Regions from separate parts of the Homo sapiens genome. Here region 2 is linked to region 1. A link is an interaction called in ENCODE POLR2A ChIA-PET data of the cell type or tissue named here. Cell type or tissue: OCI-LY7. All regions are shown on one strand. Each heading gives the region's core, and the rest is flanking DNA. Links, peaks and the distances in the headings are about the cores only. Region 1 overlaps CYFIP1 (cytoplasmic FMR1 interacting protein 1). Region 2 overlaps NIPA2 (NIPA magnesium transporter 2).

Region 1 (15,859 bases), core at 3,930-11,929:
TAGCATCGAGACTCACTGGTCGGAGTGGGCTCCTGGTCCCAGCCGCCCAATCCAGTAGCTGTGTGATTTTAAGCAGCCTTCTCAGCCGCCGTTTTGGCTTTGTCAGGGAAATGGGGGAGGTGGTTTTCAATATTTAAAAGTATTTAAAAGTTGTGTGTGTGTGTTGTTGTTTTTTTTTTCCTTTTAGCACTAGCACCTTTATTCTAAAGCCTAGTCTGTAAAACAGTTTACAGATGGGGCTGCTGTGTGCAAAGCTGGGGGAAGGAGGGTTTCCCCTCTAGCGTCTTCACCACCTCCAGGTTCCCCTGAGCACCAAAGAGTGGGCCTGGGGCAGTTCCGTAGCTCTTACTGCTGCCTCTTCCTCTGACCTCTATCTGGGACCCCTGTTGGTTAACCTTCCCAGACCATCACCCCCACCCCTCCCAAGACCCCCACCACACACACACGCATCTAGCTCTTTTGGCACCTGCTCGTGGCTACTAGTATAACCTCTTTTAAGTGTCAATGCCAAGATAACTCATATGGTTATGGTGAGGCTTGAGGAAAATAGAAAACAGTATCCTTGACCCTTTCCTTAGTCTCCCCACCCGCCACCTCAGCAGCTACTCAAATCAATAAAGCAAACATGGCCAGGTGCGATGGCTCACACCTGTAATCCCAGCACCTTGAGAGGCTGAGGCAGAAGGATCACTTGAGCCCAGGAATTTGAGACCAGTCTGGGTAACATAGCAAGACCCCATCTCTAAAAAAACAAGAGCAAAAAAAACTAGCTGGGTGTGGTGGCATGCACCTGTGGTCCCAGCTACTTGGGACGCTGAGGTTGGAGAATCACTTGAGCCCAGGAGGTAGAGGCTGCAGTGAGCTGTGATTGTACCACTGTATTCCAGCCTGGGTGACAGAGTGAGACCCTGTGTCTATTTAAAAAAAAAGGAAACATGGTTTTTTCTTTTTGAGACAGAGTCTCACTGGCCCAGGCTGGAGTGCGGTGGCACGATCTTGGCTCACTGCAACCTCTGCGTCTCCTGGATTCAAGCAATTCTCCTGTCTCAGCCTCCCGAGTAGTTGGGATTACAGGTGTGAGCCACCACACCGGGCTAATTTTTATATTTTTAGTAGAGATGGGGTTTCACCATGTTGGCCAGGCTGGTGTTGAACGCCTGACTCAAGTGATTTGCCTGCCTCCTTCTCCCAAAATGCTGGGATTACTGGCATGAGCCACCATGCCCCGCCCTGGAAACATGTTTAAAAAGGCAAGGAATGTTACTGTATCAGTTAATATTACGTTTAACTGTATGCAATTATTTAAAGCCCAGATAAATAACAGTGGCTTTAAAAAGATTGCAGTTTATTTCTCTGTCTCCTGAAAAGTCCTGAATTGGGTGGTCTGCAGCTGATCGAGGCTCTACGGGACCCAGGGCTCCTGTGGTCCTGCGGCTCCGCTTCAGGTGTTGCCTCCTGGTCCTAAATGGTTGCTTAAGCTCCAGCTGTCATTTCTCCATTCCAGTCAGCAGGCAGAAAGTGGGGAAAGATGGGCTCCATGCTTCCTCATGAGTAAACTTTGAGTGCTTGTCAGTATCTTGCATTATATCTCATGGCCTAGTCCTTGGTCACTTGGCCACAGCTAGCTGCAGGGTGGGCGAGGCACACGGAATGTGTGGGGCTCCCTGGAATGTGTGTTCCACAGAAATGCAGGGCTCGTTCCTAAGGAGGAAGGGGAGGAAGTGAATGTTGGTGTAGGTTATCAGCCTTTGCCTTGGTAACTCTTAAAACTAAACCCCCAAGGTTCTGGGTTGCACAGACCTATCCTTATGTGGGCCGTTTCCACTGAACTTTCTTGCGGGACAGTCCTAGATGATCAGAATCCTCACACCCCCACCTTCACCCTGCCCTGCCAGACCTCGCAGGCTTAGCATGGCCTTGCAGTATTGTATTGTTGGGCCTCACGTACGGGTGTAGCTACAAATTGGTGGCAGGCCAGGGCTCTGTCTCAGGACCTTGGACACCAGTGGTCCCTGAGGTGGCCTGGGGAGGTGTGGTCCAGAGGGTTCCCAGCAGAGAACCTCAGCAGTGCTGGCCGGCTTCATGGCAGGGCTTGTGGGAGTCACGGAGATGGCAGTGGCCCTTCTCAGACTCGGGGTCCAGGAGCCCTGTGCCCCCTAGATGAGGTGGGCGTCCACCAGTATAGGGCAGAGACCAGTGTGCAGGGACCCTGCAGGGAGCCGTCAGCTGTGACCAGCCGGGTGGAGAGCTGTCCCAGCCTGTGCAAGACACGTCTAAGTTGGCAGAAGACTGACCTGGAGTGCAGGGCCAGAGACGCCTGAAAAGGCTGAAATCATAGGTGGCTTCTGAGATTGACCCACATTTCTGCAGATGACTGTAGGGGAAAGGGATCCCACTCGAACCAGGCTTTTTTTTTTTTTTTTTTTTTTTTAAATGTGGCACGTTGGTGCATTTTGGGATGAATTCTTTTTGTTTTCAAAGGGCCGCTCAGTTTTTACGTAAAATGGCAGATCCACAGTCCATCCAGGAATCGCAGAATCTGTCCATGTTCCTGGCCAATCATAACAAGATCACACAGGTAAGGCTGGTGTTTGCACACTCAGGTTGATGGGCCAAGCAGCCGGCCGGGCGCCGGGCCCATGCATGAGTCTCTTGCTCTGTGTTTCAGTCTCTGCAGCAGCAGCTCGAAGTGATTTCTGGCTACGAAGAGCTCCTGGCAGATATTGTGAATCTGTGTGTGGATTACTACGAGAACAGGATGTATTTGACGCCCAGTGAGAAACACATGCTTCTCAAAGTACGTGTGTGGGGACGCTAGCCCGTGGCACTGCCGAGGGACAGCCTTACTCTTGTCAATAGGCTGTGCTTTATCTAGAATCCTTTTGACAGCTGTGTCTTATTTGCATGCTGTCATGTGTGAACAGCGTCCTGCCCTTGCACACAGCCTGCACAACAGGCTCTCAACACACCCCATGAGTGTGTCACACACTGACCCTGGGAGAAGGTGCTGGCCAGGAGGTCCGGGTCAAGGATTCTCAGCTTTTTTTTTTTTTTTTTTTTTTTTTAAGCTGCTTTTCGTTTTATTCTCAAGGCAGGGTGTTGCTCTTGCCCAGGCTGGAGTGCAGTGGCACAATCACAGCCCAATATAGCCTCAACCTCCTGGGCTCAAGTGATCCTCCCACCTCAGCCTCCTAAGTAGCTGGGACTACAGGTGCACGCCACCATGCCTCGCTAATTTTTAAATTTTTTGTAGAGAGAGAATCTTGCCATGTTGTACAGGCTGTTCTCAAACTCCTGGGCTCAAGGGACCCTCCTGCCTCAGCCTCCCAAAGCTCTGTGAATACAAGCTTGAGCCACTGCCCTTTTTATTTTTTTTTTATTTTTGAGACAGGGCTTTGCTCTTTCACCCAGGCTCCAGTGCAATGGTGCGGACACAGCTCACTATAGCCTTGACCTCCTTGGCTCAAGTGATCTTTCTGCCTCAGGCTCCTGAGTAACTGGGACCACAGGCACTTGCACCAATGCCCAGCTAAGTTTTTGAATTTTTGTAGATATGAGATCTCACTTTGTTGCCCTGGCTGACCTTGAACTCCTGGGCTCAAGCAATCTTCTTGCCTTGTCCCCCGCAAAGTGCTAGGATTACAGGCATAAGCCACCATGCCCCGCCAGCTTTGTGACAGAAGTTATCCAAGATTCTACTTGTCAAGCATGTGATTCCTAGGACTTTGATACCTTGTGTCACATAATTAAAGTAGCCTTTTGTTGGTTCACCATATTCTTTATTATTCTGTTCAAATTAGGAAGCTTTCCATCTGTGTTTCTCATGGGAAAGATGGGCGGCAGTTCGGCTGTTCCCTTTGCTCTCTTCTCCACCTCTGCAGGGTGGCCTTGGGGGACCCTTTGCTGGGTGTCCCACCAGCCCAGCCCCCAGACTCCTCCTGAGCAGGGGAGCACTGTCCACGGAGTGCTTTGTGACAGCAGAAACGTTGTGTCTGCACCGGCTGGTGTGGGAGCCCTGGCCATGAGCCCCTGCGGAGCACTGGAGCATGCAGGTGGCTAGTCCACGTTAAGAATTTTTAGTTTGTGACTGGGCACGGTGGCTCATGCCTGTAATCCCAGCACTTTGGGAGTTGAGGTGGGTGGATCACTTGAGGTCAGGAGTTTTACACCAGCCTGACCAACATGGTGAAACCCCATCTCTACTAAAAATACAAAAAAAATTAGCCAGGCGTGGTGGTCATGGGCGCCTGTAATCCCAGCTACTTGGGAGGCTGAGGCAGGAGAATCGCTTGAACCTGGGAGGCAGAGGTTGCAGTGAGCTGAGATGGCACCACTGCACTCCAGCCCGGGTGACAGAGCCAGACTCCATCTCAAAAAAAAAAAACAAAAAAAGAATTTTTAGTTTGCATACACCGAAACTTAACTGGTTACATGTGGCTGCATATTGGACATTACTTTTAATGGCAAAAAAAACGCAATTACTTTTGCACCAGCTTAGTAGCTCTAGAATATCCCTACCGCTTGGGTTAGGCTAGGGGAGAGGATTTGTTTTTTCCGCTTTTAGCGACTGACCTGGAAGCCCAGCCCCGCTTTGTATCCCAGTTTCACTGAGGATAAAATGATGCATTTCAAGCACCAGACAAGCAGCCTAAAGATAGATCTTTGTGATCTATTTCAAATTGTGCCTTCAAAGTCATCAGCTGTAACAGTGTAAGTCCTTATGGGTAGTGAAATTCTCAGTTCTGAGCTTTGTCGCATCATTCATTTTGTGGCTTTTCAGGTCATGGGATTTGGTCTGTACCTGATGGATGGGAGTGTCAGTAACATCTATAAGTTGGATGCCAAGAAAAGAATAAACTTATCCAAAATCGACAAGTACTTCAAGGTGAGTTACATGTTTTTAGATCAATGTTTTTATTGATTTGTGTGCACTTTGAATTTTGGGGAAGTGAGCCCCTGTGTGACTGTGATCTATATCAGGAAACGCTGGGGCTGGGTGGAGTCTGGGGCATGCACGTTCTCCCGTCTGCAGAGGTGACCGCGCTTTCTCTTTCCTTTTGCCCTGTGCTGGTTTTGCCTGGGTGGAGCTTTATACAGATGGAATTGTGCTATTTGTACTCTTCTGCGTCCAGCTGCTGTCACCAGCCTCTTGTTTGTGAGGTGCATCCTGGAGGAAGCCCGTAGCTACAGCTTGTAGCTTTCGGTTGTGGTGTAGTTTTCTATCTGATGACTACACCGTAACTTATCCGTTCCAATGTTGGCGGGCTCTCGGATGTTCCCAAGTTTTGGCGCGTCCAAACAGTGCAGCTCTGGTCGACTGTCCTCTGTTGGGTGCATACCCAGGAGAGGGACCGGGGGTCACAGGCCTGATCTGTTTTCAGTGTCAGTAGTTACCTGCAGCCTGATGACGCTCCAGCACAGCTGTCCTGATCTCCGTTCCCATCAGCAGTGAGAGAATGCGCCGCTGGTGCCACATCAGTACTTAGCACTGCCTTTTTGGGGTGGGGGGATATCCTGAGGATGCGTACAGCATTGAGATTGTATTGGCTAGTGTTTCATTGTATTGGCTAGTGTTTCGTTCATGTTTCCCTAATGGCTTTCCATGTTATTAGCGTGTTCCCTTCGTGATGTGCCACTTCAAGTGTTTTGCTCTTTTTTCCCTATTGATTTACAGTTCTTTATATATTCTGGATACATGTCCTTTGTTGGACACAAGTGAGTTTTTTTGTTTGTTTGTTTTGTTTTGTTTTTGAGACAGGCCCTCGCTCTGTCATCCAGGCTGGAGTGTAGCAGGCCTTGGTGATTTCTCCCACCCCAGCCTCTCAAGTAGCTGGGACTACAGGTGCTTACCATCATGCTTGGCTAGTTTTTAAACTTTTAGTAGCAACGAGATCTCCCTATGTTGCCCAGGCTGGTCTCGAACTCCTGGCCTCAAGCAGTCCTCCAGCCCTGGCCTCTCAAAGTGCCAAGATTACAGGCCTGAGCCACTGCACCTGGCCTTACATTTTAATATACATGTATTCTCCCCTAAGAGGCCTACCCTTTCACTTTTTCCCAGCTTTATCAAGGTGTAATTGACAAGTAAAAATTGTATGTTTATGGTATATGATGTGATGTTTTGATACACATACACATTGTGAAATGATGAATTCAAGCTAATTTAACATGTCCATTACCTAACACACCATTTTTTTTATTTTGTGATGAGAACACTTAAGATCTACTCTTTTAGCATATTTTAAGCATTCAATGCATTGTTATTAACCATAGCTACTGTGCCATAGATGAGGTCTTCAGAACTTAACTATGCTGCGGAATTGAAACTTTATACGCTTTGACCAGTATATTCCCTTCCTCCTCCTGCCTCCAGTAGCCTTTTCGCGTTCTCGATGGTGTCATTTGCTGAACAGAAGTTTGTCATTTTCATGTAGTCTCATATATGAATCTTTTCATTAATGTCCACCTAAATAAATCTTTGCAGCCATCCAGCTCATGAGACGTTTCTGCTGTGTTAGCTTCTAGAAGCATTCTGTCTCCTTTTTCACCTAGATCTAATCCCCCTGGAACTGACTTCTGCGCGTGGTAGGAGGTAGGGGTTTCGTGTCCTTGGATCTTTCCCAGTATGGCTTCCCAGTTGGGCCTGCCCATTTATTGCAAAGCCCATTGTTCTGCAGTGCTGCTAAGGTCATGAATCTGTCTGTGGCTCTGTCCAGGTTCTCTGTCCTGTCCACAAGCCTCCATCCCTGCTCCAGGGCCACACTGCCTTAATTGTTGGAGCTTTCTAACAAGACTCCTAATCTGGAAGGGTGTGTCTTCCAGTTTTGTCCTTCAGGATAGTCTCAGATATCATCCCTTCACCTTTGGAGATGCACGTTAGAATTGATTTCCTGATTTATACACACTATCCCCCCAAAACCATTTTTTTTCTTCTGGAATATTGACTGGGATTGATTATAGATCTATTTTGAGAGAATGGACATTTAAAAAATTTGAAGCCTTCCTAGGCACAAACATGATCATTTCTCCATTTACTGAGAACTTTTTCTAGAATTTTCGGGGTAGTACTTTTGTTTAGAGGTCTTGCACATTTTTTGTTAGATTTACTGATGCATTTTTTTTTGGATGCTGTTGCAAAGTATTTCTCTTTAAGTTTTTGTATTCTGATTGTTGCTAGTATATAGAAATGCAGTTGGCTGGGCACGGTGGCTTATGCCTGTAATCCCAGCACTTTGGGAGGCCGAGGCGGGTGGATCACGAGGTCAGGAGATCGAGACCATCCTGGCTAACACGGTGAAAACCCGTCTCTACTAAAAATACAAAAAAATTAGCTGGGCATGGTGGCAGTTGCCTGTAGTCCCAGCTCCTCGGGAGGCTGAGGCAGGAGAATCTCTTGAACCCTGGAGGTAGAGGTTGCAGTGACCCAAGATCACGCCACTGCACTGCAGCGCAGCCTAGTAACAGAGTGAGACTGTCTCAAAAAAAAAAAAAAAAAAAAAAAAAAAAGGGCTGGGTGCGGTGGTTCACGCCTGTAATCCCAGCACTTTGGGAGGCTGAGGTGGGTAGATCACGAGGTCAGGAGATTGAGACCATCCTGGCTAACACAGTGAATCCCATCTCTACTAAAAATACAAAAAATTAGCTGGGTGTGGTGGCGGGCGCCTGTAGTCCCAGCTACTCGGGAGCCTGAGGCAGGAGAATGATGTGAACCTGGGAGGTGGAGCTTGCAGTGAGCCGAGATCACGCCACTGCACTCCAGCCTGGGCGACAGAGCGAGACTCTGTCTCAAAAAAAAAAAAAAAAAAAAAAAAAAAGAAAGAAATGCAGTGATTTTTTTTTTTTTATGACTGTGGATCTAGCAACATGGTAGGTTAATTTTAACATTTGAATAGTTTTTATAGATGTTGGTTTTTAAATTGTATTTTGTTCCTCTCAAAGCGAATGTAGAAGTTACTTATAGTTTTTTTTTTGTAATGAATCATTTGCAGAGGTAGCATTCAAGCCGAAGTAATTATTAGCATTAGTCAGTTTCCTTGTGCTTATGTATTTGGTGACTAAATATACATAATGACTCTATTTTTTTGTTCTTTGAATACAGCAACTCCAGGTGGTTCCGCTATTTGGGGACATGCAAATAGAACTGGCAAGATATATCAAGACCAGCGCCCACTACGAGGAAAATAAATCTCGGTAGGAGGAGAGGAAAGCTGCCTGGTTTGAGCTTTCGGCAGTGTCCTCATTGTGCGGTTTTCAAACATCCTGCTTATTTGTCTAGAGATAACACTGTTAACATTCTCAGCCTGGAATTAAATGTCCAGTATTGCAGCCTTTGCCACATGCGGCTATTTACATTTAAGTTTATTGAAAAATACAATTGAGGCCGGGCGCGGTGGCTCACGCCTGTAATCCCAGCACTTTGGGAGGCCGAGGCGGGCGGATCACGAGGTCAGGAGATCGAGACCATCCTAGCTAACACGGTGAAACCCCGTCTCTACTAAAAATAGAAAAAATTAGCCGGGCGTGGTGGTGGGCGCCTGTAGTCCCAGCTACTTGGGAGGCTGAGGTAGGAGAATGGCATGAACCTGGGAGGCGGAGCTTGCAGTGAGCAGAGATCGCGCCACTGCACTCCAACCTGGGCGACAGAGCAAGACTCCGTCTCAAAAAAAAAAAAAGAAAGAAAAATACAATTGAAATTTTAATTTCCTTACGACAGCCACGTTTGAAATGTTCAATAGTTAGTGGCTACTGTGTTGGACAGCACAGATACAGAACACTTTCATCATCCTAGGGATTCCTATTGGACAGTGCTGGGTGATAGTCTTTATGTTTAAAAAGGTTGTCTTAAAAAAAAAGAAGAGGGTGGGGCGCGGTGGCTCATGCCTGTAATCCCAGCACTTTGGGAGGCCGAGGTGGATGGATCTCTTGAACTCAGGAGTTTGAGACCAGCCTGGGCAACACAGTGAGACCTTGACTGTATGAAAAAATACAAAAATTAGCCGGGCATGGTGGCACACGCCTGTAGTCCCAGCTACTCAGGAGGCTGAGGTGGGAGGATCACTTGAGTAGTCTAGGAGGTGGAGGTTGCAGTGAACCAAGATTGCACCACTGCAGTCCAGCCTGGGCAAGAGAGCAAGACCCTACCTCAAAGAAAAAAAGAAGAGACTGACAGTGTGTCAGATGTGACATCTGCAGACAATGTGGCCCTAAATCCTAAACTGTGTACCATCTTACTCTGTGAAGAACTATAAAGATCCTCAGCACAGTTCCAGATGCTGGCAGGCACTCCTCCCCACTGCAGACTCTACAGAGCCATCTGAGCCTCAGGGGAGGCTTTCATTGACTTTTGCCAAGCACTGTGCCCGTAGCCAACCTGCAGTCACCATTCAGCCATGATTTTGACAAACGAAGTTGCATCTCAGTCTCAGGGGTCAAGAAACCTTTTCAGTAAAGGACACATAACAAGTATTTTAGGCTTTACAGGCCACAGGTGGTCTCCTTCGGATATGCTTCTGTGTTGTTTTTTTAAACAACCCTTTAAAAACATAAAAGCCATTTGTGTGGCTCTGGTGCCAAACAGGCGTCCTGAGCTGCCCCAGTGCTGTGGCCTGCCGGCGCCTCCGCAGGTAACGCGGGTGCTTTCTCTCTGCACAGATGGACGTGCACATCCTCCGGCAGCAGCCCTCAGTACAACATCTGCGAGCAGATGATCCAGATCCGCGAGGACCACATGCGCTTCATTTCGGAGCTGGCGCGCTACAGCAACAGCGAGGTGCGCCCCGCGACCTGGAGCTGCACAGGCACCCGAGGGTCGCCTGTGTGTGTTTGCACCCAAATCTTAGGTTTAATTGCTTTGAAAAACAGTTTACTACCAGATACGATCATATGTCACATAATGACAGGGACAGGTTCTGACAAATGTGTCATTAGGCAGTTTCATCATTGTGGGAACGTCATCGTGTCCTCATGCTAGCCTGGATGGTACAGCCTGTGGCACAGCTAGGCTGCAGGGTACAGCGGATGGCTCCTAGGCCACACACCTATGGAGCACGTTGCTGTGCTGAAGACTCTGGATAGTTGTAACACAATGGTATGTATTTGTGTATCTAAACATATCTAAACATAGAAAAGGTACAGTGAAAAGATGGTATTATAATCTTATGGGACCACCGTTGTATATGCTGTCATTGACCAAATGTGGTGCATGACTGTACTTCAAAAGCACCCATTATAATTGACAAGGCAGTGAAACTAGTGTTCTCTCTGTTCAGCTGTACAAAAAGCTTTTTTTTTTTTTTTTTTTTTTTTCAGAAAAACATTATAGGGATCCCAAGAGAAAGGACAGAGATGAGATAATTAATTGATTAAGTGGCATTTCCTAGTCTAGTACTGTGATTCCAAGCAACTCGAAAGATGGTTGGAGAGAAGGGAGGACACTGGGAAAGGAAAGGGTGATTCTGACCTGGGGCCCCTGTAAGCCTAGAAGGGAAGAAGTCCTGAGGCCAGAGGTGAGCAGGAGCCTCTGGGTGGCTGTCAGAAGACGTCCCAGGGGCATTGGGTCCATGTGTCCAGGAGGTGGGCCTGGAGTTGGGTGCAGAGAACAGGTGCTTTCTCTTTAGTTCCTTCCAGCTTTGCAGCTGGGTTTGCCATGTTGTCATTTTGGCCACTCCCATTCTCCTCACTCACCCAGGTTGACTCCGAGCCAGCACTGCTGGCATGTCTGTGCTGCAAATTGCTGGCAGGGACTGCGGGTTTTAGGGCATATACGCAGGCTGCTTTGCTGAACTGGTTAGTCCCTCAAGGGTCTCAGGAGGACCATTAACCTTAGCGGGGACAACTCTGTGGATGTTGGCCCCACCCACTGCAGGACGATGAGCACCCTGTCCCCCACCCCCCATGGTTACCAGTCATCATCATGTAACCAAACTGACTGACAACCCAGTAGTCCAGGTATGTTGGGGCACCTGCTGCTTCTAACACAGACCCCTGGCAAGCGTTTGGGCATGTCAGACAAGGAGGCTGTCCTGGGTGAGTCAGTGAGTGAGTGGCGAGCGAGTGGGAGGCCTAGGACAGTACTGTGCACTGCTGTGGCCTTTATGAACACTGTGTGCTTAGGCTGTGCTAAATTTTTTAAAAGGCTTTTTCTTTCTTTAATAACGAATTAGCCTTAGCTTACTGTAACTTTTTTACTTTATAAACTTTTTACTTTTAAAAAGAGCTTTTTGGCTTTTGTAACAACACTTTGCTTAAAACACAAACACACTCTATACCTGTGCAAAAATATTTTTTCTTTATCTCCTTATTCTGTAAATTATTTTTCTACCAAAAAGTTTTTGTTTTTTTCCTTTTGAGCTTTTTCGTTAAAAATGAAGACCCAAACACACACATTAGCCTAGGCCTACACGGGGTCAGGATCATCAGGACATCACTAGGCAGTAGGAATTTTTCCACTACGTTAAGATTTTATGGGAGCACCATCATGTGTGTGGTCTTGTTGACTGGAGCATCCTTAGGTGGCATCTGACTGTAATTGTTTCTCTGGCATTGTCTAAGGTAACAAATCAGTTTTTTTCGGAGTACAGTTTTTTTTTTTTTTTTTTTTTTTGGGTGAGACGGAGTCTTGCTGTGTCGCCCAGGCTGGAGTGCAGTGGTGCAATCTCGGCTCACTGCAAGCCAAGGTTCACACCATTCTCCTTCCTCAGCCTCCCGAGTAGCTGGGACTACAGGCACCCACCACTACGCCCGGCTAATTTTTGTGTGTGTGTTTTTTTGTGTTTTTTTTTGTGTGTGTTTTTTGTGTGTTTTTTTAGTAGAGACACTGTTCTAGCCAGGATGGTCTCAATCTCCTGACCTGGTGATCCACCCGTCTCGGCCTCCCAAAGTGCTGGGATTACAGGCATGAGCCACCGCACCCGGCCTCTGAGTACAATTTTAAAGTGATTCGACTTTAGGTTTGTTGATTTTCTTTTTTCTGAAAGCTGAACATCCTGGTGAATGACGCCAGCATAATTTGATTTATGTCATTATGTCATAATCTAGTCTTTTTTTTGTTTGTTTTTGAGGTGGAGTCTTGCTCTGTTGCCCAGGCTGGAGTGCAGTGGCGCGATCTCGGCTCACTGCAAGCTCCGCCTCCCAGGTTCACGCCATTCTCCTGCCTCAGCCTTCTGAGTAGCTGGGACTACAGGCGCCCGCCACCACGCCCGGCTAATTTTTTTGTATTTTTAGTAGAGATGGGGTTTCACTGTGTTAGCCAGGATGGTCTTGATCTCCTGACCTCGTGATCCGCCCGTCTCGGCCTCCCAAAGTGCTGGGATTACAGGCGTGAGCCACCGTGCCTGGCCTTTTTTTTTTTTTTTTTTTTTTGAGACAGAGTCTCTCTCTGTTGCCCAGGCTGGAGTGCAATGGTGTGATCTTGGCTCATTGCAACTTCCACCTCCCGGATTCAAGCAATTCTCCTGCCTCAGCCTCCCAAGTAGCTGGGACTACAGGCGCACGCCACCATGCTTAGCTAATTTTTGTATTTTTAGTAGAGACGGGGTTTCACCATGTTGGCCAGGATGATCTCCATCTCTTGACCTTGTGATTCGCCCACCTCAGCCTCCCAGAGTTTTGGGATTACAGGCATGAGCCATTGCACCCGGTCATAATCTAGTCTTAAAAGAGCAATGCCAGCACTACTAATTACAGTGACTAGAAATTGTTTTATGATTTGTTTTGCAGGTGATTTTGCCCTTGAGCTTCTTACTCAGGGTACTTTTTTTTTTTTTTTTGAGATGGAGTTTCGCTCTTGTTGCCCAGGCTGGATGGCGTGTGATGGCGGGATCTTGGCTCACTGCAATCTTCGCCTCCTGGGTTCTAGCAATTCTCCTGCCTCAGCTTCCCGAGTAGCTGAGATTACAGGCATGCAGCACCACGCCCAGCTACTTTTTTATATTTTTGGTAGAGATGGGGTTTCACTATGTTGGCCAGGCTGATCTCGAACTCCTGACCTCAGGCAATCCACCTGCCCCGGCCTCCCAAAGTGCTGGGATTACAGCATGAGCCATCGCACCGGGCCCCTCACTCAGAGGATTTTAAGTCACACCGTGGTGTTTAGAGCTGCTCAGGGTCCTCTCAGTGGTCATGCTGTGAGCTCCATGCAGGTTCCCGCCATTGTTTCATTTTGCTTTTGACTTCTAGGCATTGCATTTCCGATCTCATTTAATTCTGTGTCCTAAATATATAAAATATTTGTGTGGTTCTAATATCACATCTATAAAAAGGTATATTCAAAGAAGCCTGCCTTCTCCACGGTGCCCCTTCCTCCCCATAGGTCACATGTTTAAATTTAGGGGGTGGTTATTTGATAGAAGCAAACCCACGTGACTTGTGTGTTGCCCTTCCCCGGCCTAGTGGAAGTGCGCCAAGCCCACGCGTGTAACAGCCCCGCGCCCAGCCCGCGGTCCCCCAGGCGGTGGCTGTGGCAGCGGCCTGTCCCTTGCTCTGTGCTCTGCAGCACGCCCTTGGCCGCCATTTTCCCGGGAGGAGGGTCCAGCACCCACAGCATTTCTTATTTTCTTTTTATTTATTTATTTATTTATTTATTTATTTATTTATTTATTTATTATTTTTTGAGACGGAGTCTCGCTCTGTCGCCCAGGCTGGAGTGCAGTGGCGCAGTGTCGGCTCACTGCAAGCTCCGCCTCCCGGGCTCACGCCATTCTCCTGCCTCAGCCTCTGAAGTAGCTGGGACTACAGGTGCCCGCCACCATGCCCAGCTAATTTTTTTGTATTTTTCAGTAGAGACGGGGTTTCACCGTTTTAGGATGGTCTGGATCTCCCGACCTTGTGATCCGCCCGCCTTGGCCTCCTGCATTTCTTATTTTCACACGTGTGACTTTGGGGTGGATTCTCATGGTGGATCCCGGGATGGGGGGAGCTGGGTGGGGGCGCTGGTTTCTCACGGGGCCGTGCCCGCCTTGTGCAGGTGGTCACGGGCTCGGGCCGCCAGGAGGCCCAGAAGACGGACGCGGAGTACCGCAAGCTCTTCGACCTGGCGCTGCAGGGCCTGCAGCTGTTGTCGCAGTGGAGCGCGCACGTGATGGAAGTGGTAGGCCCCGTCCCCGACCCCAGCCCCGCTCCAAAGCTGCCTCGGGCACTTTATTCACATTAACTTTTGGTCTTTGGGCTTTTTATCTTTGGCCCTAGAAAGACGAGAATATCTATCAGTAGATATGTTTCCAAGGTGATTTTAAGTACATCTCATTTATGTGTGTAATAAATGAAGGGCCTCCTTTTTAAAAAAAATCTTGATAGAATTAAATTTGTACCATTGTGATTTTCTTTAAGTCGTTCTTTTTTTGAGATAGTCTCACCCTGTCGCTTAGGCTGGAGTGCGGTGGTGCAAACATAAGTCCCTACAGCCTTGACTCCCCACCCCAAGCGATCCTTCTGCCTCAGCCTCCCAAGTTGCTGGGACCACAGGTGTGCACCACGGCTCCCGGCTAATTTTTTTTTTTTTTTTTTTTTTTTGAGACGGAGTTTCGCTCTTGTTGCCCAGGCTGGAGTGCAATGGCGTGATCTCGGCTCACTGCAACCTCTGCCTCCTGGGTTCAAGCGATTCTCCTGCCTCAGCCTCCTGAGTTAGCTGGGATTACAGGCGCCCACCACCACTTCTGGCTAATTTTTTTGTGTTTTTAGTAGAGATGGTATTTCACCATGTTGGCCACACTGGTCTTGAACTCCTGACCTCAGGTGAACTACCCGCCTCAGTCTCCCAAAGTGCTAGGATTACAGGCTTGAGCCACCGCACCTGGCCTAGTTTTTTGTTTTTTGGTTTTTTTTGTACAGACAGTCTCGCCGTGTGGGCCAGGCTGGTCTCAAACTCCTGGCCTCAAGCCATCTGCCTGCCTGGGCCTTCCAAAGTGCTGGGATTACAGGCGTGAGCCACTGTACCTGGCCAAGTCTCATTTTTTCATTTAAATTTTATTTTGCTTTAAATATTTACTTGTATTGATGCATAATAGGGGTACATAGTTTCAGGATACATGTGATAATTTAATACAGTCATACAGTTTGCAAAGATCTAATTGGTGTGCTTGGGATGTCCATCGCCATAAATATTTGTCCTTATGCCAGAAAAATTCGAGTTCTTCCCTATCTATTCTGAAATGTACCATAAATTATTTTAATTAATAGTCACCCTAACTGATCTATCTAACACTGTCTTATTTCTAATATCAGACTGTACATTTGTACCCATTAATGTCGCTTCACGCCCTGCATTTTTAAGATAACATTTTCTCTTTGGAGCTCCAGCCATCAATGTCTTTTGTTGAACATTAGTAAATTATTTCTGGTGCCATATAAAGATTTGGATACCTGTAAGCAATGAAAGATTTTCCCTTTTGTGATTTATTTTGATCACATAAAAATTATCAAATTGGAAGAGTACATGGTCATTTGAAAGGCAAAATCTTTATTTACTTACTTATTATTTTATTTTTTGTAGAGATGAGGCCTCACTATATTGCTCAGGCTGATCTTGAACTCTTGGGCTCAAGTGATCCTCCTGCCTCAACCTCCCAAGTGCTGGGGTCATAGGCATGAGCCACTGTGCCTGGCCCAGAATCCTTTTTAAAATGATGATGAAATGCCAGAGTCTTAGATACTCAGCACTCACTATCCAGGCCATTTTGCCGGGTAGATTTTTTAAACGAGAGGTTACAGGGCCAGGGTCTTTTGCCCATCTGTGGAGATGGACGGTGTGTGCGCCCTCATGTGTGACTTTCAGAATGCAGCAAAGGTTTGAAGGCTGGCCTGGCTTTGGCCACCATCGTGTGAGTCAGACCAGAAGCCAGGCGTTTTGCATGCAATATGGAACACC
Region 2 (14,752 bases), core at 1-8,000, 84 kb after region 1:
ACAAGGTCAGGAGATCGAGACCATCCTGGGCAACATGGTGAAACCCCTTCCCTACTAAAAATACAAAAATTAGCTGGGCTTGGTGGCGCACACCTGTAGTCCAGCTACTCAGGAGGATGAGGCAGGAGAATCGCTTGAACCCAGGAGGCAGAGGTTGCAGTGAGCCAAGATGGTGCCACTACACTCCAGCCTGGCAACAGAGCAAGACTGTGTCTCAAAAAATAAATAAATAAGTAACGGCTGGGCATGGTGGCTCACGCCTGTAATCCCAGCACTTTGGGAGGCCAAGGTGGGCGGATCACGAGGTCAAGAGATCGAGACCAGCCTGGCCAACGTGTGAATCCCTGTCTCTACTAAAAATACAAAAATTAGCTGGGCATAGTGGTGCGCACCAGTAGTCTCAGCTACTCAGGAGGATGAGGCAGGATAATCGCTTGAACCCGGGAGGCGAAGGCTGCAGTGAGCCGAGATGGGCCACTGCATTACAGCCTGGCGACAGAGCAAGATTCCATCTCAAAAACAAAAAAAAGGACTAACTGGATTGTTTGTCCTGCAAAGGATAAATTGTTGAGGGGATGGATAACCCATGGATACCATAATGCAATTATTATGAATTGCATGCCTTTATTAAAGTATCTCATGTACCCTATAAGTACCTACTAAGTACTCACAAAAATGAAAAAAGTAGGCCGGGTGCGGTGGCTCACGCCTGTAATCCCAGCACTTTGCGAGGGCAAGGCAGGTGAATCACCTGAGGTCAGGAGTTTGAGACCAGCCTGACCAACACAGTGAAACCCCGTCTCTACTAAAAATACAAAAAATTAGCTGGGCGTGGTGGTGGCACGCCTGTAATCCCAACTACTTGGGAGGCTGAGGCAGGAGAATCGCTTGAATCCAGGAGGTGGAGGTTGCACTGAGCCAAGATCACGCCACTGCACTCCAGCCTGGGTGACAGAGTGAGACTCTGTCTCAAAAAAAAAAAAAAAAAGATTATTTAAACCTTTAAAACTTGCTAGTAATGAGGCTATAATACCATATGCAAATATTTTAATATATAGCTATCATATTTTTCTTGCAATGTTCTTTATACATACTTGACAGCAGTCCAGCCCACCACAACCATTCCTTAAGATATGCATGGCCACCTTGACCTGTGAATGAAGAAATATTTCACATCTTTGGAAGACTGTAAGACTCTTGTATAAATTATAACTATTAGTAATGACAGATTTTTAAATATCTCAGTTACTCCTTTAAATAAAGGTTTCTGCATGACTCGGGATTTCTCTGACAATTTCTTAATGATTATCTTGCCAAGGTGAATGAATCCTTTACAAGCATACCCGTCATGAACAGTGAGAGCACCTCTTAGGACCAAGCATCAGGGACTAGGGGAACAAGCAGTAGATGCTGACAGTTTCTCCTCTGTCCACTGAACCCCATAGAGGCTATCATTTCATGTTTTTCTGACTGCTGAATTAGGTTTAGCCACAGAGATGGCACAGGGAAGACAGAAGGGTGGTACTGTTTCCTGCCAAGGCAGCTCTCCTCATAAGGTCCAATCAGGTCTAAAAATGAAGCCAGGATAGAATGATGGAATGTGACCATAACGCCACTTAACACCGGGAGCTACCACGAGTGTCCCTGATAGAGGAGTCAGGGCAGGGCCAATCATCCTGATTACCCCGCAGGGTCTTGTGACTTGTCAGTGATTTCTAGAGAAACAACCTACACCAGCCGAAGTTCACTAAACTGGATACTCTTCAAGCTGGGGAAGCCCAGTCTTTCCTTCCTGCCAAAATGTCGAAGTTCAAAGTCAGAACGTCTACTATCATGGACAAAAGATCCCAGCCTTTAATAAATTCTGATTTTAACCATGGCTTTTTTTTTTTTTTAGACGGAGTCTCACTCTGTCACCCAGGCTGGAGTGCAGTGGTGCCATTTTGGCTCACTGCAGAGGTTTCTGCCTCCCGGGTTCAAGCGATTCTGCTGCCTCATCCTCCTGAGTAGCTGGGACTATAGGCCAGGCCACCATGCCCGGCTAATTTTTGTATTTTCAGTAGAGATGGGGTTTCACCATGTTTGCCAGGCTGGTCTCGAACTCCTGACCTCAGGTGATCCACCCGCCTCAGCCTCCCAAAGTGCTGGGATTACAGGCATGAGCCACCACGCCCAGCCTAACCATGGACTCTTATTTCCTTCCCTGCAGACATATCAAAATTTAAAGAAAAGGTTGGATATTACTTGGGCATTGGTCCCTGTTTCCATTTTGATGATAACTGCAGGACTGAGTAGTTAACTAATTATGACATCTTCTCACTTCTTTTCTCAATATAAATAACCAAACATCAACTTTGTAAACATTTAGAACTCTTGAACAATTCAAAGTTTCAAATACACTCACGAGGAATGAAGATGTGGTCTTGTACAAAGAACCTGTGCATGTAGGTAGACACTGAGGTCACTTCAAAGTCACATAAGGCATAACCTACCTGCTCTCATAGAGCCTTTCCTGGCAAGTCGAAGGAGGCCCTTTTTTTTCAAAATGAAACTTCCTCCAATGAAAATGCTGGAGCTCATAGCCAATCCCAGACCAATATAGAAGTCATATTTTCCACGCCCCTGGCTCATTTCGTTTGTTACTTAAGGAGTTCCTGTGAATCACATTGATCACAGAACAGAGAAACCGCTGGTACTAGAGGCAGAATGAAGCAGTCTTCAAACCTAAACAATAAAAAATGAAATGTGGTTTTCACAGAATGCTCATGACAGCTCACATGCAATTCAAAATTTTACTCCATTTCTCTTCCCCTAAAGAAAAAATAGCTCCTTCATTACTAATATTGATAATATTTATTATTTAAATTTAGCACCAACCTGTATATTTCTTCAAATTATGGCAAAAGATAGGATCATGCTATAAAACCAAGTTTAAACTGATTTCATAAACTCTGATCCCATATTTTAAAAAAAAATGTTTCTAGCCTTAATAAAACTTTCTGATAAGAAAAAAAAATTCTGCAGAAAAAATTAGGCATAATATACAAATCTAGTTTGGAAATACATTTATCAGGTTCTCAAATGTGTCCTTTTGAATAATCTATACAAAGAAACTCAAAATTTTCTCACCCATACATTTTCTTCTTAGCAATAGGTGCACATAAGCATATGCTAATTTATTTATTTAGCCTATTCAGGGATGTGCTGAGAGAAGGCAGATTTCACATTATTTATCAGAGGGTAACAATTCTTGCAGAGAGGTGTCTGCTGGGGCGTGCAGTATGGTACCGGTGGCCTTTGGAGAACATGAGGACCATGGTATCTGGAGGGCTCAATCCTCGAGGCCAGACAGGAAGCAGAGGCTTACCAAGACTGCAATTGTTTTTCCAAATGGCCAACTCATAAACTCAGTTGACAGATGAACTAAAGCACAGTGTGGATAGCAGAGAAAAAATAGTTTTTAGCAACAAGGTTTATGATTGGTTCTAACTGCCAGATCAGCTTTCTAGCACATCTTGGGATTTTTAGTCCCACAATTTAACTTCGGAGTTCCAAAACTAATCTGCAATTCAGTCAGGACCCTAACTAGCCATGTTTTTCCGTTCTTCAAGTTATGAGACACTGGCTTTTAACCAAAGCAACTTAAACTCCCTGTCCACCTAGCCCCTCAATTACTTTATCCATCCATTCAAACAGTATTTACTGGATATTATGTGCTAAGCGTTTATTATGCTAAGCTCTCTAGCTTCACAAGGAAGACAGACAAGAGATAGTTAAATAAGGAGTGATAACATTACTGCAGGGAGACTGCAATAATGGTAAACACGACATTATCACACTGAGTTGATATTACTCCCAAGAAATGAAAAAGTCCAATGTTTTTGATTTGCCCATTAAGGTGCATTATCGTTCCTGTATGATTCAATGAGAAGACTATTCTCCCTCACCCCTGATTTGCCGCTTGGCCATCAAGCTTGCTTTGGCCAATGGGAGGGAGGTGTAAGGAACAGAGTGCCAGTTCTGAGTCTACACCTAGAGGCCTCTCTTACTTCTGCTTGCCCCTTCGCACCCTGCCATAGCCACAGGAAGTGCATGTCCTGATCACAACAGAGTGAAGGGTACAGAACAAAATCGTCCCAGTGACTCACAGAACTGTGAGCATGATCTAAGTGCTCATTCCTCTATGCCACTGAGATAGCTAACTCACACACACAAACAGGCTTACTGCAAGTATGAAGTTTCCACCCTGATTTTTGAAAAACCAAAAATTTTCTGTAGAAAATGGGGATTCAGTGATGGGTAAAAGCTGGGTGATGGGTACACAGGGACTCATTGTATTACTATATCTGCTTTTGTGTATTTCTGAACATTTCCATATTAACGTTTTTAAAATACAACCTTTAGTGCTCAAAAGGTACAAGGATGCCAAGGTAGAAACCACCAGCAAGTCCCAAAAGCCAGGTCACCCCACAACCTAAGACAAAATAATACTGAAACACTGGGTCGGGCGCGGTGGCTCACACATGTAATCCCAGCACTTTGGGAGGCTGAGGCTGGTGGATCACAAGGTCAGGAGATCGAGTCATCCTGGCTAACACGGTGAAACCCCATCTCTACTAAAAATACAAAAACAAAATTAGCCGGAAGTGGTGGCAGGCGCCTGTAGTTCCAGCTACTTGGGAGGCTGAGGCGGGAGAATGGCATGAACCTGGGACGGGGAGCTTGCAGTGAGCCGAGATCGCGCCACTGCACTCCAGCCTGGGCGACAGAGCGAGACTCTATCTCAAAAAAAAAAAAAATACTGAAACATTGAAAGAAAACACTCAAGTCAAAAAGGTGCTGAGTTCTTCTAAGTATCAGTCATAATCTCATGGATGAGACTGTCTACCCGAAAGCCTTCCAGAACTGACCTCTCCCTTAACAGATTTGGAAAAGTACCCCTAGTCCCTCTGTGCCATTCATAAGGCAAGATTCCATGAGAAAAGTCTTAGGTGGGGAGTTTGGAGACCCCGTCTTGCTTCCAGCTGGAGGTGTGATCTTGGATGAGTCACCACATTAACAGATATATACATAAAAAGAAAGAAGCTGAACAATCTAAGGTATTACCCACTTTATGTGCCAAATACTGGTCATCTCAAGCCTCAAGTTAACTTCAGCATATCTATGGAATAATTCTAGATAGGTGAGTCTCATTGACAGTAAAAATAAATTACAGAGATGTAAACACATTTAAAGACAAGGTAGGAGAACTTGAAACAAGATGTCAGGGACAATCATCATTTCTACACGCTGTAAGATTGCAACAAAAAGCAGGTGTGCTTACACTGTTCCCACTGCATCCTGCATGGCTTGTTGATCTGTGTTTATCAGCCAGTCTCCTGCATCAGACTGTAAGCTCCTGGGCTCCTGCATGATATTCGCCCTTTTAGCCTATGCACATAGCTATCTGGTAGTCTCAAAATAGGTCTTAATGTGTGTTTTCTGGGTGAATATGGATGAATGGAGTAATTCTTTTTTTTTTTTTTTTTTTTTTTTTTGAGACAAGAGTCTTGCTCTGTCACCCAGGCTAGAGTGCAGTAGCATGATCTCGGCTCACTGCAACCTCTACTGCCCAGGTTCAAGTGATTCTCCTGCCTCAGCCTCTGAGTAGCTGGGACTACAGGCACATGCTGCCATGCCCAGCTAGTTTTTGTATTTTTAGTAGAGATGGAGTTTCACTATGTTGGCCAGGCTGGTCTGGAACTCCTGACCTCGAGTGATCCGCCCATCTCAGCCTTCAAAAAGTGCTAGGATTACAGCCATGAGCCACCACCCCAGCCAAATGGAATAATTCATAATTAGCCCTTAAAAACAGCCAGATACAGTGGTACACACCAGGAGGCTGAGGCAGAAGGATTGCTTGAAACCAGGAGTTCAAGTTTAGCCTGGGCAACATAGTTATGCCTGGTCTCAAACAAACAAACAAAGCAGCCATTAATACACAGAAAACTACTGCATCATTTAGATTGGCATCCTAAAATGTAACCGATGTTTTATAGCTTTTAAACTTGAGAACCATAATCATTTATCCAATATGCTAGCAAGTGGCAGTACTAGATGGAAGTGAAAATGCAAGGAAAATGGTTATACGGACTACGAAAATGGGAGTGAGAAACCGAGCTACCCAAACGCTTCAGCCCTCCTGGCAGGTATATCCTTCTCATGAGTCAGGGTCACCTCACTTCAATGAAAGCATTCCTTAAGATCATCCAACATAAAAATCATCGACCAGGCGTGGTGGCTCACGCCTGTAATCCCAGCACTTTGGGAGGCCGAGGTGGGCGGATCACCTGAGGTCGGGAGTTCGAGACCAGCCTGACCAACATGGAGAAACCCCGTCTCTACTAAAAATACAAAAATTAGCTGGGCGTGGTGGCACATGCCTGTAATCCCAGCTACCTGGGAGGCTGAGGCAGGAGAATTGCCTCAACCAGGGAGGCAGAGGTTGTGGTGAGTTGAGATAGTGCCATTGCATTCCAGCCTGGGCAACAAGATAGAAACTCTGTCTCAAAAAAATAAAAATAAGATAAAATAAAAAAGATCATCTGACATAAAAATCATCGGCCGGGCACGGTGGCTCATGCCTGTAATCCCAACACTTTGGGAGGCCGAGGTGGGCAGATCACGAGGTCAGGATTTCGAGACCATCCTTGCCAACATGGTGAAACCCCATCTCTACTAAAAATACAAAAATTAGCTGGCGCAGTGGCGGGTTCCTGTAATCATAGCTACTTGGGAGGCTGAGGCAGGAGAACTGCTTGAAGCCAGAAGGCGGAGGTTTCAGTAAGCCGAGATCACCCCACTGCATTCCACCCTAGGTGACAGAGCAAGACTCCGTCTCGGAAAAAAAAAAAAAGAATCATCATCCTCCTTTAATCTTTGTCTTCATGAAGCAATGTTCTTAATTATCATGCAAGTTCTACTGCTGTGGAAGTGACTACTTGACAGCTGTATTGCTCACTATATACTTTAAGTTCTATGGTAATGGAACAAATCAAATTTATAGTCTGAATATTCTGTAAGCAATAAAATTGAACCTTCTTACCAATAAAGATGATATCCAGAAAAAAGTCAGGTTTATCTACAGTTCTAATCCCAGTATAACAATAGACTCACAAGGCCGGGCGCGGTGGCTCAGGCCTGTAATCCCAGCACTTTGGGAGGAAGAAGCGGGCAGATCACCTGAGGTCGGGAGTTCGAGACCAGCCTGACCAACATGGAGAAACCCTGTCTCTACTAAAAATACAAAAAAATTAGCAGGGCATGGTGGCACATACCTGTAATCTTAGCTACTCGGGAGGCTGAGGCAGGAGAATCGCTTGAACCCGGGAGGCAGAGGTTGTGGTGAGCCAAGATTACACCATTGCACTCCAGCCTGGGCAACAAGAGCGAAACTCGGTCTCAAACAAACAAAAAAAAAACAACAACAAAAACAAAAAACAACAGACTCACAAATCCAAATTTAAATAATAATAATAATAATTATTATTATTATTATTATTATTTTGGAGACAGGGTCTCATTCTGTCACCCAGGCTGGAGTGCAGTGGCACAATCATGGTTCACTGCAACCTCGACTTCCCAGGCTCAAGTGATCCTCCCACCTCAGCCTCTCAAGTAGCTGGGACCATAAGTGTGCAACACTACACCACCTGGCTAATTTTGGTATTTTTTGTCGATACAGAGTTTCACCATGTTGTCCAGGCTGGTCCCAAACTCCTGAGCTCAAGCGATCTGCCTGCCTCGGCCTCCCAAAGTGGTAGATTACAAGTGTCACCCACTGCATCCTGCCCAGATTTTACTTGTATCATGAACCTTTCAAATAACTGATTTGTAACTACTTAATTTACTAATATTTACTAACACTTAATGTTAACTTTCACTAAATGCAAGTTACATACATGTGGTGTAAGGTCTAACATTAAGAGCCAGTATTACATGTTGCCTTGACATCTGGTAAAAACCAGGAGCTTTTAATGGCCTCAGGGCAAGCTTCCCTCCCCAAGATGCCAAACAATTCTCATCACAGTGACCAGGCACAGGTACAGTTGCTGCTTATGCCTGAGGAGTAGGCCCCACTGCCCTGCCAGCCCAAGGAATTCTGAAAGCAATTATTAGTCTTTCTGCAGGAACCACAGCCACTCTCGTTACCACAAAGCCTTGCCTCCCGCAGCCCCTGGTTCTCCGTTCTATCCTAAGCGAAAGACTAAGAAACTTCCGTCCATCTCGTCTGTCCAGTGTCAGTACTGTGGGATGGAAATCCCTCTCTCACTGACAAGGTGAAGAGGTGATTAAAACAATACATATAATGGAATTTTACTCATTTAATCCTAAGGCCAATGAACATTATTCCTAACCTTACTAAGGCTATCATATGAGATTTTCTCCATATTTATTTTACATAAAGTTTCATGATGCTATTTAAAATCTATTTTCCCCTTTCCCTTTTATTTTAATTTATGTGTTATGGGAAATTTCAAACACAAAAAGCAGAGAGAAGGCCTTTTCTGACCAGCTGGGTCCATCATGTGCATATGGCTTTCGAGAGTCCCCCTGGCCAGGCACCCCTCTCCTGCCCACTTCATTTCCTAACACAGAAACCTGACACCCTCAGACAGGCCCTCCCCTCCTCCTCCTCCTGCAACCCAAAGCCTGCTCTCCACTCAAGGCCAGGGTACACCTTAAGCTGTGCTACAAAGACTTCTGCAATTAACTCCAGCCCACAGGCATTTTCTCTTCTTTACTATTTAATTCTCAACTACTGTTCTATCTTCAAGGTAAACTCTTTAAGTTCCTTAAAAACAATTACTTAGGTTTTCTGTGGTGGTTTCCCCACAAAAGGCACTCATTTACGGTAGCAAATTTGATTTACAAATCTTTCTAGAATGAGGCATATCACCAAATAAGGTGATCTGGTTGTTTCTTCATGCATGGAACTGTACCAGGGTGTATGTGTGGAGGGCTGGGGGATGACAAGCAGCATACAATTTGCAAGCCTTCAAATTATAAAGCAGCCTTCTGCCACCAAGAAAATAAGTGATCTCATTCTGACTTACAGTTTGAAAATAGGACATCAGAGGGAATGTCCTGAAAGGAATGAGTTGCTTCACTATTCTCAGACCTGGTCCCACTCTGCTCCCTCTCTCTGTAACTGAAGGTCTATCACAGCCGGGAGAGCCTGCAACAGAGATATTTTTTCTTCTTAAGAATTAGCCATGAGGCAGGGCCAGTATTAAAGACAGATAAACAGTAAAATTTTCTAAATTTCACTTCAACTAGGTTCCCAAGCTCCATGTGGTTCACCTGCCCAGTTTACTTAGGGGGACTCGGGAGTAATCCGAACTGTGACCATTGCTCAACAAACACTGAGCAGCTATTATCTGCCAGGCACTGAAGTTGTAAAGATGATCAAAGGGCCTATCCTCAAGGACTCCACGACTAAGAGAATTAAAAATTCCAAAAATAACCTACTGACGTTTTAAACACTTTTAAAGAGTCTTATGATTTTCTGCTTATTCTGTGTGTGGGAGGGGAAGGGCTTTTTTGTTGTTGTTGTTGTTGTTGTGGTTTTTGACAGTGTCTCACTCTGTTTCCCAGGCTGGAGTGCAGTGGCGCGATCATCGCTCACTGCTGTCTCAAATGCCTGGGTTGCAGTGATCTCTGACCTCAGCTGCTCAAATCAACAGGACCACAGGCGTATACCACGACACCTAGCTAATTTTTTTGTTCTGCTTGTTCTCTCTACATTTTAACAAACTCTTTTTTTTTTTGAGTCACAGTCTTGCACTGTCGCCCGGGCTGGAGTGCGATGGCGCCATCTCGGCTCACTGCAACCTCCGTCTCCCGGGTTCAAGCAAGTCTCCTGCCTCAGCCTCCCGCATAGCTGGGATTACAGACGTGTACTGCCACACCCGGCTAATTTTTTGTAGTAGAGACGGGGTTTCACTATGTTGGCCAGGCTGGTCTCGAACTCCTGACTTTGTGATCCGCCCACCTTGGCCTCCCAAAGTGCTGGGATTACAGGAGTGAACCACCACTCCCGGCCAACAAGTTCAATTTTCACAATTGATTTTACTAATATTTGTAATGTGAACTTTCATTAAACATAAAGCATGTCAAAAATGGAATAAATACATCTCAAATAAAAGAAAATTATGAAATTAGTCCACTTTCTTAAAAAATGTGGAAAACACATGATTTAAGAAACAGGCAAAAATGGACTAGTATTCTAATAAGGAAAACCTAAACTAGGACCTGCTTTGCAAAATGATTATCAGTAGGCAACACAATCACCAAAGTTAGCAAACTTTAAAAATTACACCAACTGGGCCGAGCACGGCGGCTCACATCTGTAACCCCAGCACCTTGGGAGGCCGAGGTGGGAGATCACCTGAGGCCAGGAGTTCGAGACCAGCCTGGCCAACATGGTGAAACCCCATCTCTACAAAACATACCTGGCCAACCTGGTGAAACCCCATCTCTACAAAAACATAAAAATTATTTTTTTGTATTTGCCATGAGGGCGGGTGCCTGTAATCCCAGCTACTGGTGAGGCTAAGGAAGGAGAATCTATTGAACCTGGGAGGTGGAGGTTGCAGTGAGCCAAGATTGCACCACTGCACTCCAGCCTGGGCCACAGGGCGAGACTCCGTCTCAAAAAAAAAAAGGAAAAAATTGAAAAAATTACACCAAATGAAGTGCATAGACAGCCTTAAACTTTTCACAGCACTTTTGACATTTCAACAAAGCCTTAATTAAAAAGATATGTGGTAAGGGCCCACAATGAGGAACCAGGTCCAGAGATTTTTTTTTTTTTTTTAGATGGAGTCTCGCTCTGTCCCCCAGGCTGGAGTGCAGTGGCGCTATCTCGGCTCACTGCAAGCTCTGCCTCCCGGGTTCACGCCATTCTCCTGTCTCAGCCTCCTGAGTAGCTGGGACTACAGGCACCCACCACCATGCATGGCTAATTTTTTTGTATTTTTAGTAGAGACGGGGGTTTCACCATGTTAGCCAGGATGGTCTCGATCTCCTGACCTCGTGATCCAACAGCCTTGGCCTCCTAAAGTGCTGGGATTACAGGCGTGAGCCACCGCACCTGGCCCAAGTCCAGAGATGTTAAGTAACACGTCACACAGCTGAGGTAGCAGAAGCAGAACTATAATCCAGGCCTCCTCATCTCTGCCAATCTCAGCCTTCTGCTGAAGAATTTGGAATCACGACCCCTGTTTGTAGCAAGAAGACCAAATTGTGTAAACTAGTAACAAAGACCCTGCATCATTTGTTCCAAACCTACCTTTTAGATCTCTCTTTTTTTTTTTTTTGAGACAGAGTCTCACTCTGTTGCCCAGGCTGGAGTGCAGTGACGCAATCTCTGCTCACTGCAAGCTCCGCCTCCTGGGTTCATGCCATTCTCCTGCCTCTGCCTCCCGAGTAGCTGGGACTACAGGCGCCCACCACTACACTAGGCAAATTTTTTGCATTTTTTAATTTTTTTGGATGCAGAGTCTCGCTCTATCCCCCAGGCTGGAGTGCGCTGGCGCAATCTTGGCTCACTGCAACCTCTGCCTCCCAGGTTCAAGTGATTCTCCTGCCTCAGCCTCCTGAGTATCTGGGATTACAGGTGCCTGCAACCACGCCCAGCTAATTTTTGTATTTTTAGTAGAGATGGGGTTTCGCCATGTTGGTCAGGCTGGTCTTGAACTCCTGACCTCGGGTGATCCTTCTGCCTCGGCCTCCCAAAGTGCTGGGATTACAGGCGTGAGTTACCGTGCCCGGCCAATATTTTGGGTTTTTTTTTTAGTAGAGATGGGGTTTCACCATGTTAGCCAGGATGGTCTCGATCTCCTGACCTTGTGATCCACCCACCTCAGCCTCCCAAAGTGCTGGGATTACAGGCGTAAGCCACCGCGCCCAGCCTAGATCTTATTTCCCCATACCATATTTCACACATCCTGTGTTCTACCCCGGTCAGCACTCTGCTGCTATTCTAACCTGCTCCTACCTTTCCTCCTCCATATTTGGTTGACACTAACTACCCCTCTGTTACGGTTACTTTGGTACTTAACTAGTATTGCCTTCACTGTGGCTCCCAGTGAACATGTGGCTTGCTTATATCATTTACTCAACCAACCAACGTTTACTGAGCATGTACAATATTCTAGGAGCAGGGGTACAACAGCCCACATGGGGTTATCTCCTGCTAGAGGTAGGGCGAAATAATAAACGAAATAAAGACATTATTCTGGAAAAGTGGCAAATGTTATGGTAAAAAATAAAACATGTGAAGGGCACTGGGGAGTTGAGTTGGGGGATTCTAATGACCATAGTTAGGAGGCCTTGCTGAGCAGTAACACTTGAGTAGAAGCTTCAAAGAGCTTTTTGAAAAGAACAAAGGAGAGAGAAGCAAGTGCAGGGGCTCTGAGGTATGAGCGGGTGTGCAGTTTCCTAAACAAAGGCCACTGTGGCTGACCTTGAGTGAGGGCAGGTGAGATACATTAGCGTGAAAAAGCGAGTGTCCGGCCGGGCGCGGTGGCTCACGCCTATAATCCCAGCACTTTGGGAGGTCGAGGCGGGTGGATCATGAGGTCAGGAGTTCGAGACCAGCCTGACCAACATGGTGAAACCCCGACTCTACTAAAAATACAAAAATCAGCCAGGCATGGTGGCGGGCGCCTGTAATCCCAGCTACTCGGGAGGCTGAGGCAGGAGAATCGCTAGAAACTGGAGGGCGGAGGTTGCAGTGAGCCGAGATCGCACAGCTGCACTCTAGCCTGGGCAACAAGAGCAAAACTGCATCTCAGAAGAAAAAAAAAGGTGAGTGTCAGATCACGTGGGGCCCTATGGGCCATACACAAACCCAAAAGGCAAGGAACAGATCTGCAACCCATTTATTTGGCCAGATCATAATTTATTTTCATCTGGAGCCATTACAGAACTATTTAAGTAGTTCTGTTTCAACTTCATTTACATAAAACAAATAGATATGCAGAAATGTTTAAGGATGCTCTAATCTAGTCTGAGGGGTGTATTTAATTCTACAACACAGATAAATCTTTGCAAATTGTGTATATTTGAGATTTATGTTATGGGAAACATACAGATACTAACACAGTTACCACAGTAGAGCAAATCAACATATCTATCATCTCATGTAGTTACTTTTTTATGACAAAAGCAGCTAAAATCTACTCATTGAAGGAAAATCTCTAATACAATTTCATTAGCTGTAGTTCTCAAGTTGTACATCCTGAATATCTGCTACTTTGTATCCTGTGACCTAAATCTCCCATTTCCTCTCCCACCCCCACCCCACCTTTTATTCTCTGCAGAAGTCTTATCTTTCTGTTCAATATCACAATGTATAGCAATCAAATAAATCAGTTTAAATGAAGCTTACACCATCTATAAAAAAATGTAATATTCAAAGTCATGTGTTTTAAATATGAGTAAACCATATTTACCTATTAAAAACATTCTGAAAATATGTGAAATTCTTTTTATTATCTCTCCCTAACAATAGCTACCACTTACTGAACACCTCCCCAGGCACTATTCCATGCATCATTTCTACTCATTTCTCTTCTACGCAATAAGATGAAGGTATCACTTTACAGCTAAGGAAACCTCCCAGGGGTAAAAAAGAGTCACATGCAGAGGACCACACAGAAAGGGACTTTACTTCTACACCCGGCTGCCCACATTACATTAACACTTTAGAGCTCTTAGGTCGGGCGCGGTGGCTCACGCCTGTAATCCCAGCACTTTGGGGGGTCGAGGCGGGCGGATCACCTGAGGTCAGGAGTTAAGAGACCAGCCTGGCCAACAAGGTGAAACCCCCGTCTCTACTAAAAATACAAAAATTAGCTGGGCGTGGTCGCCGGCGCCTGTAACCCCAGCTACTCCGGAGGCTGAGGCAGGAGAACCGCTTGAACCCAGGAGGCGGAGGTTGCAGTGAGCAGAGATCGTGCCACTGCACTCCAGCCCGAGTGACAGAGCAAGATTCCATCTCAAAAAAAAAAAAACAAAAAAAAAAACTATATATAGAGCTCTTAGTTTTCTACGAAATCTTTACTACCTGGTTTCCACTGCTATCTAAGTTAGCTTAGGCCCGGCTCGGTGGCTCACACCTGTAATCCCCGCACTTTGGAGGCCAAGGTGGTTGGATCGCTTAAGTCCAGAATTAGGAGACCAGCCGGTGTAACATGGTGAAACCCCGGTTCTAAAAAAAATACAAAAATTAGCCAGGCATGGTGCCGCACGTCTGTGGTCCCAGCTGCTGGGGAGGCTGAGGTGGGAGGAGCACTTGAGCCCGGGAGGCGGAAGTTGCAGTGAGCCCAGATTGCACCGTCTAGCCTGGGGACAGAGCAAGACCTTGGCTCAGAAAAATTAAATACATGTTAGATTTAATTTTTTCCAACCTCTCACTTGGCTAATAATTTTTCAAAGCAGTACTGTACTTATAAATATTACAGAACCTAAATCTCCAACCCTAACTATGCAACAATATTAGTTATAAATTACAATTTTAACTTACATGTAAGTTTAATATGGTCTCTCTTATGAAAAAAAGGCTGGGAGAGGTTAGAGATGACTTATTCACTCTCATTTCCTCGTAAATACCACCCTTTATTCTCATTTAAAGTCTTAAACCCTGGCCGAGTAGCTCCAGCCTAGAAAGAAGAAAACACAGAAGTAGGCAAAAGACTTAAAGTTA

Evidence for each region. Peaks named below come from ENCODE experiments on the same cell type or tissue, not always from the same donor. Only the 100,000 strongest peaks of a DNase experiment are listed, where the experiment ranks them.
Region 2: POLR2A ChIA-PET joins it to region 1 with 12 read pairs; 4 of 35 experiments call an interaction of 5 or more read pairs at or near these places.

Annotation. Positions count from the first base shown.
Region 1 is chr15:22,926,130-22,941,988 of GRCh38, reverse strand. CYFIP1 (cytoplasmic FMR1 interacting protein 1) reads left to right here. Exons shown (of 31, transcript NM_014608.6): 7 at 2,482-2,578; 8 at 2,669-2,797; 9 at 4,781-4,885; 10 at 8,096-8,187; 11 at 9,649-9,766; 12 at 13,961-14,083. Among named protein-coding and RNA genes, the nearest start is that of CYFIP1, 46 kb to the left of the region's middle. In OCI-LY7, for the core only: no CTCF peak of the experiment used is centred there; DNase peaks (open chromatin) are centred at 5,008, 8,138 and 10,608; H3K4me3 peaks cover 1,598 bases; H3K27ac peaks cover 4,346 bases.
Region 2 is chr15:22,839,611-22,854,362 of GRCh38, reverse strand. NIPA2 (NIPA magnesium transporter 2) reads right to left here. Exons shown (of 8, transcript NM_030922.7): 2 at 14,573-14,708; 3 at 9,096-9,217; 4 at 2,493-2,724; 5 at 1,095-1,151. The coding sequence starts at 2,631. Among named protein-coding and RNA genes, the nearest start is that of NIPA2, 8.3 kb to the right of the region's middle. RefSeq lists enhancers at 8,928-9,037, 9,592-9,701. In OCI-LY7, for the core only: no CTCF peak of the experiment used is centred there; no DNase peak of the experiment used is centred there.